Regions from separate parts of the Homo sapiens genome. Here region 1 is linked to region 2. A link is a contact called in ENCODE Hi-C data. All regions are on one chromosome and are shown on one strand. The core of a region is the stretch at or near the end of the contact, and the rest is flanking DNA. Distances in the headings are between cores, read along the strand shown.

The links. Hi-C counts contacts between places; a loop is a spot of excess contacts on that map. Pooled maps may share reads with other maps.
Region 1: a loop to region 2 is called in a pooled map, with 5 times the contacts of the local background. The contact joins the promoter of NDUFS6 here to the enhancer-like site in region 2. A Hi-C loop is called at or near these places in 2 of 50 pooled maps.

Annotation. Positions count from the first base shown.
Region 1 is chr5:1,800,157-1,803,598 of GRCh38, forward strand. It overlaps NDUFS6 (NADH:ubiquinone oxidoreductase subunit S6), which reads left to right and starts at 1,251. Exons shown (of 4, transcript NM_004553.6): 1 at 1,251-1,393; 2 at 2,165-2,218. The coding sequence starts at 1,262. It also overlaps a transcript of MRPL36 not described here. RefSeq lists enhancers at 641-690, 751-880, 1,060-2,047, 1,491-1,630.
Region 2 is chr5:542,009-545,477 of GRCh38, forward strand. No RefSeq gene overlaps it. Among named protein-coding and RNA genes, the nearest start is that of MIR4456, 7.9 kb to the left of the region's middle. Within about 2 kb of position 2,148, at least 8 of the 41 ENCODE cell types and tissues checked have a DNase peak (open chromatin) inside an H3K27ac peak, as active enhancers do.

The DNA of each region.
Region 1 (3,442 bases), core at 1-2,500, 1.3 Mb after region 2:
AGTGGACAGGAGAAATGTAAACAGGCTCCGGGAAACGAGTGGAGACGGGCAGTAGTTTCAACTGGTTACGGCTGTTTTCCCCAACATTATGAAAAACTTCGGACATAGAGAAAAAGGGAAAGAACTGTACGGTGAACACCCATATACTTGCCACCTAGATTCTACCCTTAGCTCGCTTATCCCTGCCTTTTCAGGTATCTACCCGTAACTCCATTCGCCTTCCTTTTTGTGTGTGTCCGGGTGAGTTGCAGACGTGGCTGCGTCCACTCCGCGCTCCCTGCAGGCCCCAACGCTTCATCGCAGCGCCCACTTTTTCCACCTGACCCGGCGAACACCGGGCGGGCCGCTGGAGTTTATCAGCTCCAGGACAAATCTGCCTCTGACCACCACGTTTGCTGGGACATCTTTGGGACCGGAGGTTTTCATGTGCATTCTTGTTTCTCATGCCTTTCCTCCTCTTTATCATCTTCCCCGCCACTCATCCATCTCTAGTGTTTTGTTCTTGGAGTCACGTGGTCCTCAGGCTCTGACCACAGCAAAAGAAAAGCTGGATGCTGGAGCTTAAGCTGGGATTTATACCCAAGTCAACTCTAAGCAAAACGGGCCTTTTTAGAGGCTGTATTTGCATGCTGTAAAATCAGTCGGTGTACTAGGCTTTGTTGCAGAAATCCCCAATATACGTTTCCTCTGCGGCTCCCCGTAACCACACACAGGAACGCTTGCCTTGAACGAGGAGAATGCACTTCCAGTCTCGTCTGCTAAGCAGTTGACTCCTTCACCCAATAATTTTGATATTTAAATGTCTCATGATTATCGGTTACCATAAGAATATAAACAATGTATTTTCAGTTTACATCCTCCCCTGCCTGTCCGCTAAATAAGAACCACTGGGTACTCCTAATCGCTGAAGGTTTCGCACACCATTGCCTGCCTCATCAGGGCCCTAGCTCTAGCCTGCGGCTGCAACTGCATGAGGCTGCACCTGCCGGCGCAACGGGGCCGCTTAACTTTTAGGCCATTGATGAAAAGTCAAACAAGCGCACAGTACTCGGTGTAATCAGGGGCATTTTTAGCGAGATACCTGGGATGAAAACGGGTGACCACCTGAATCAGAGAGCAGCTCCGGCGCACCCTCTGCCCCGACCCGCGCTCCCCGCCCCCAGGGCGAAATAAATACCGGGTGTTTGGCGCCGCCAGAAGCCGTGCGCATGCGTTAGCGCTAAGCGGGACGTTGCGCCGGGTCAAAGGCCAGCGGCGCAAAATGGCGGCGGCGATGACCTTCTGCCGGCTGCTGAACCGGTGTGGCGAGGCGGCGCGGAGCCTGCCCCTGGGCGCCAGGTGTTTCGGGGTGCGGGTCTCGCCGACCGGGGAGAAGGTCACGCACACTGGCCAGGTAACGGCCGCTGGGTACAGGATGCACCTTCCTCCAGCCGCACCTCGGGCGACTGGTGGCAGTGGGCTCGCCGGGCATCCGCGGCCCTGGTTCTGCGCCGGCAGCGCAGGTCGTGGTAAGGTTGTGCTGTCGCTCACGCGCCGGGGAGGACGCCCGCGAGTCGGGACGGTGGTGGCAGCCTGTAGCGGTGGGTCTCGTCCTTCCAGGGCCTGCGGGCTCTGGAACGGGAAGTCTCCCCAGCGGGCAGCACTTGCTGTGGACTGGCTGCCCATAGGCGATTTGTGGCAGCCGATTATTTGGGTCAGAACGTTTAGAATTTGTGTAATATTCAATAATAAATTTTAGTAACCTGAGAAGTCGGTTGTAGTCCAAGGCACAAAAAAGCCCTAAGCCAAAATGAAGAACAAAGGTACCTGTGTATACTGGAATGTGCCCTAGTAGATTTAATGGGGGGATAGTAAAGCTCTCAGGCCATATGCCAAAGAAGGTTGGGGGCGGTTCTCCTCGGTCAGGATTTGTCTCTCCTCCTTAGCTCCACCTTCCCGGGCTATGTCTCTGTGCTGCTCTCTGATCCAGGTGACCACCCGTTTTCATCCCAGGTATCTCGCTAAAAATGCCCCTGATTACACCGAGTACTGTGCACTTGTTTGACTTTTCATCAATGGCCTAAAAGTTAAGAAAAACACTTTCCTGTAATATTTATGATTGATATGAAGTGACTTTCAGAATTAGGCCGTAAAAGTCACACATGGTCTTTTTGTTTTTTTCCAGGTTTATGATGATAAAGACTACAGGAGAATTCGGTTTGTAGGTCGTCAGAAAGAGGTGAGTAAAAAATCTAGTGAAGAGAGGTAAGCTTTCCTAAAACTTTTATGTAACCAACAAGAAATAAAAATTAATATATAAGATTTAAATAAATTTTCCCCATATTGCAAGCACCCTAACAGTTCTGGATGGGGTTCTTCCTTTCTTAAAATCTTAATTGTGTCTATTTCTGACTTGTTTCCCCCTGAAATACATAACATTGTAGCCGTAGTTCTGGTTTGCATATAAATGGAAGTGATCTTTTTTAAAATTCTTGTCCCTTATTCTCCTGAGACTCTCAGATTTAAGTAAATCATATCAACTTTAAAAAAATTATTCTTTTAACCACCTGGAGGTGTGTTTTTTATAGTTTTCACCAAATAAATTAGTGTGTGTTTTTTACAGGGACTTACACTGACAAGCTGAAAATGGCACATGAGTTTTTCTTCCCTTAGTGGGTCTGTTAGCTCTATGCATTGTAAGGGAAGATCAGTTCAGGTGCCTGTGAGTGACCACTGGAGAAAGAATGTTGAAATTAGAATCCTTCTGCCTAAATCAGCCTATTTTTTTTTTTTACCTGACTCCTTCTCTATCACTCATGTCAATGAGCTCCTGAATTCGTAATTAGATCAGGCATGCCTCCATGATTCCTGAATTTGCTTCCTGAAGGATGCTGTGAAGTGTCCTTCACAGCCACCTTATTCATTCTTTTTCCCACTTTGGTTAGCCTGGTGTTCTTCTTGTTAACACCGTAGCTATCCCTAAATCATGTATTTTCCCTTCTCCTTCAATCTTGGTTACGTTATCCATTCCCAGTGTGTAGTTTTTGTACGTCTATTCCAGAGCTACAGGGCATTCCAGAAAAGCTCACATGATCATGAATTGACTATAAATTCACATTCTCAAAATTCAGCTGGTTCACTGTTGTGTGGTTTGATGGGTGGGTGTCAGAAAAGTTTGTTTTATAGTGGTTGATTATTTGGCAATGCCACTTGAGTGTTGGGTTGAGAAAGATCCTGAGGCCTGATGCACATTCAGTGGAAGAGTGTGCCATGATTGATTAGTGATGTCTACCAGGATCATGGTGGTGGAGAGGGGCTTGTGTCTGGTGGGTTTGCCTCTCGGAGTAGAAGCTGTGTGGACTTGCAGTCTAAAAATTGTGAGGTTGAATCACAGCATGGGTTCAGTTTTCTCATTTGTGAAATGGAACCATGTGAATATTTTTAATTGAATCATAAGTCTCCA
Region 2 (3,469 bases), core at 898-3,397:
ACCGACCTCAGCTCCCAGCCCTGAGCAGAGGACGAAGGAGCCCAAGGTCCGGGAGAAGCCCCTTTTCCCATCTCTGGGGCATGGGAGGGGCCTGCACTGGCTGAGACCCAAGTTTCCAGCAGGTGAACATCGGTCCTGGTCCCACGTGCAGGGCAAGGACGACCCTGAAAAGCCCCTGAAAAGCTGGGGTGCCCACCGTGTCTCTGAAAGGCTGACGTTCCCACCGCATCTCTGAAAGGCTGACGTTCCCACCGCGTCTCTGAAAGCTGGCGTGCCCACCACATGACGTTCCCACTTCATCTTCTTAGGTGCTTTTCTTGAAAAGTTTTGTTTTTGTTTTTGTTTTTTTTTTCAGGTAACAAACTGTCACCAAGGTCATGCCTAGGCCCTGTCTTGACAGCCCTCAGTGGCCCCGGTGTGTCCCCTGGGAGCACAGGCCCCATGGGTGGCCCGGCTCTGACCCCACGGGCCCTTCCTTCTGCCGAGGGCACTTCTCAGGCTTGGGTGCACAGGGCTTGGGTGTGTGGCTCCTGCCTGGGGCCCACTGAGCCCTGAGCTGCACCAGGCCTCGACCTCGGAGCTGAGGTCTGGGTCATCCTCCCAGGGAGGGTCTGGGAGACCTCAGGTCAGAGTATCCCACAGACCCCACAAGTGACATCCCAGCTCCTCAGGCCAAATCTCCTGGACCCCAGAAGGAGCAGCTGTATCAAGAGGAAGGCTTTGGTGACGCTGCTGCAGGGACAAGGACTGCTCCGTATGGCAGAGCCAGGTGCGAGGGGCTCGGGTGCGACGGGGAAGCTTTGGCAGCAGGAAGCAGAGGCGCGGGACAGCGGGAGGGAGGGTCTGGTGTTCTAGTGCTCGGTGGAGGACCGCTGAACGTGCTTAGGCAGTGACATGAAAGCCATCAGGGCAGAGGGACAGGCAGAGGCCCCAGCATGCGAGAGGCAGGTGGGCGTGCGGGGTGCAGGGACCTGCGGAGGACATGGAAAGGTGTCAGCTGAGGGCCCTGATGTGTCTGGGGTCACCTGCGGAGGAAGGTCCAGGGGAGGAGCCTGCTGCAGGCGGGTGGGGAGGGTCTCAGCACCACAGCAGCCGGGGCCAGGGCTGGGCTGCAGGGCCAGGTGGGTCCAGTGAGTGTGCTCAAGCCGCCTCGTGGAGGGGAACTGGCAGAGTGCTGAGCAGAAGCCAAGGTGCCGCCACTCGAGGGGCCGGATGCTGGGGTCCCAAGAATGGTAAAGTGGGGAAAGCCGCTGAGGGCCTGGATGCTGGGGTCCCAAGAATGGTAAAGTGGGGAAAGCCGCTGAGGGGCCGGATGCTGGGGTCCCAAGAATGGTAAAGTGGGGAAAGCTCTGAGGGGCTGGATGCTGGGGTCCCAAGGATGGTAAAGTGGGGAAAGCCGCTGAGGGCCGGATGCTGGGGTCCCAAGGATGGTAAAGTGGGGAAATAGGACAACAGTGTCGGAGCTGGTGCTGGGCTTAGTTGGAGACACCCAAGGCCTGGTGCAGCTGAGGGCTCAGTGGGCCCCAGGCAGGAGCCACACACCCAAGAGCCTGAGGTTGAGGCTACAGCGGAGGCCAGAGGGAGCTGGGCTATGGAGGAGGATGCAAGGGTTCTGGGGCATCACCCTGTGGGCATTTGAGGTCCCCAGGACAATGGCAGGACAGGAAAGCCAGGTCTTTGAGGGTCCTGAGCACACGCCTGGGACAGCAGCTCTGGCCCACAAAGGCTATAGTGCCCTTGGAGCCTGGGGGGCTCTGGGCAGGGCCCACGGCTGAGTTGCCTGGAGCCTGGGGTGAGGGGTCCAGGACAGACACTGGGAAAAATCACCTGTGGTGACCCCCGCCTGGCCCTGCATCCCTCAGTGGCTCAGAGGTGGCCCGAGGTCACGCCGAGGCTCCGTCCTCTCCTCAACCCCGTGTGGTTTACCACGTCCTCATCAGCCAGGGGGTGACTAACTGCCAGGAACAATTGGCAAATGGGACCGTGGGTGGGAGCCCATCCATCCTCCAAGCCCACGGTCCAGGCCAGCGCAACAGCTTTCCAGACCACAGGCTCCTGTCGGGGATTTCAGAAGATCCGGAAATCATTTTACGACCGCATTACCTTTAGCCAACCTTGCTCATTGGAGGAAGGTGAAGGTTTGGGGAAGTAAACGCAGCCGCGAAGCCCCAGCCCAGTGCTCTGCCCGTGAGGCCGTGGGAGGGGCTGGTCTCACTTCCACTTCCACTTCCTGTTTAATTTTCATAGGCTTTAAAATCACACAGGCAGAGTAGGGAGGGCAGGCGCTGCCCTAGCAGAGAGCTGGGTCAGATGTGGGTTCACAGGTGGAGCCTGGCACATTCGTCCCCGAGAGTGAACAAACAGCACCCCGGGCCCGGCTGCCCATTCCTTGGGATAGGAGGACAGCAGGACAGGAGGCATCGAGGACACAGCAGCTTCCTGCTCTCACACGCTGAGGGGCCGGGGCCAGGCCTTTGCGCACCAGGCATCCCCTCAGTAGGACTCAAGGCACTGCACGCCCCCCAGGGGTCTCCTTCCTGCCTCCAGTCAGGCTGTGGGACCTGAAGCTCCCCAGGGGCCTTGTCTGGCTTGGCTCTGAGGTGGGTCCCAAGTGTCACATGAGCCTGGTGAGACACAAAACCCAAACAGGGCCAGGAGACCACCAGGGAGGCCAATGCTCTTGGGGTGTGGGTTGGAGGGGCCAAGCCTCTGAAGCTGGTGTCCCCGCCTGCTGGCCATGTTGGGGTGCCTGTCTCGTGCCACCTGCTTGCAGGCCAGGGGGTTGTCACTGTATTTCCTCCAGGTCCTGTGCTGCTCAGGACTCCCTGACCCACTGGAGGGGATTAGCAGCTGAGGACAGCTCTGAGAAGCCTGGTCGGCCCCGGGTCCTGCCCAGGCATCTTCAGCTGCGTCTCCTCACCGGGTCTCTGAGTGAGAGACGAAGCCAGCTGGACTTCCTGGGTTGAGTAGGGACTTGAAGAACTTTTCTGTCTTACAAGAGGATTGTAAAATGCACCAATCAGCACTCTGTAGCTAGCTAGAGGTTTGTAAAATGCACCAATCAGTGCTCTGTAAAAACGCACCAACCAGCACTCTGTAGCTAGCTAGAGGTTTGTAAAATGGACCAATCAGCACACTGTAAAATGTTCGAATCAGCACTCTGTAAAATGGACCAATCAGCAGGACATGGGTGGTGACAACTAATGGAACAAAAGCTGGCCACCCCCCAGCCAGCAGCAGCAACCTACTCTGGTCCCCTTCCATGCTGTGGAAGCTATGTTCTTTCCCTCTCCACAATAAATCTTGCTGCTGTTCACTGTTTGGGTCCACACCACCTTTAAGAGCTGTAACACTCACCGCAAGGGTCCGTGGCTTCATTCCTGAAGTCAGCGAGACCATGAACCCACCGGAAGGAACAAACTCCAGACACATGAGGACCTGTCTGTGCATGAATGCAGCTGTGTGTGCT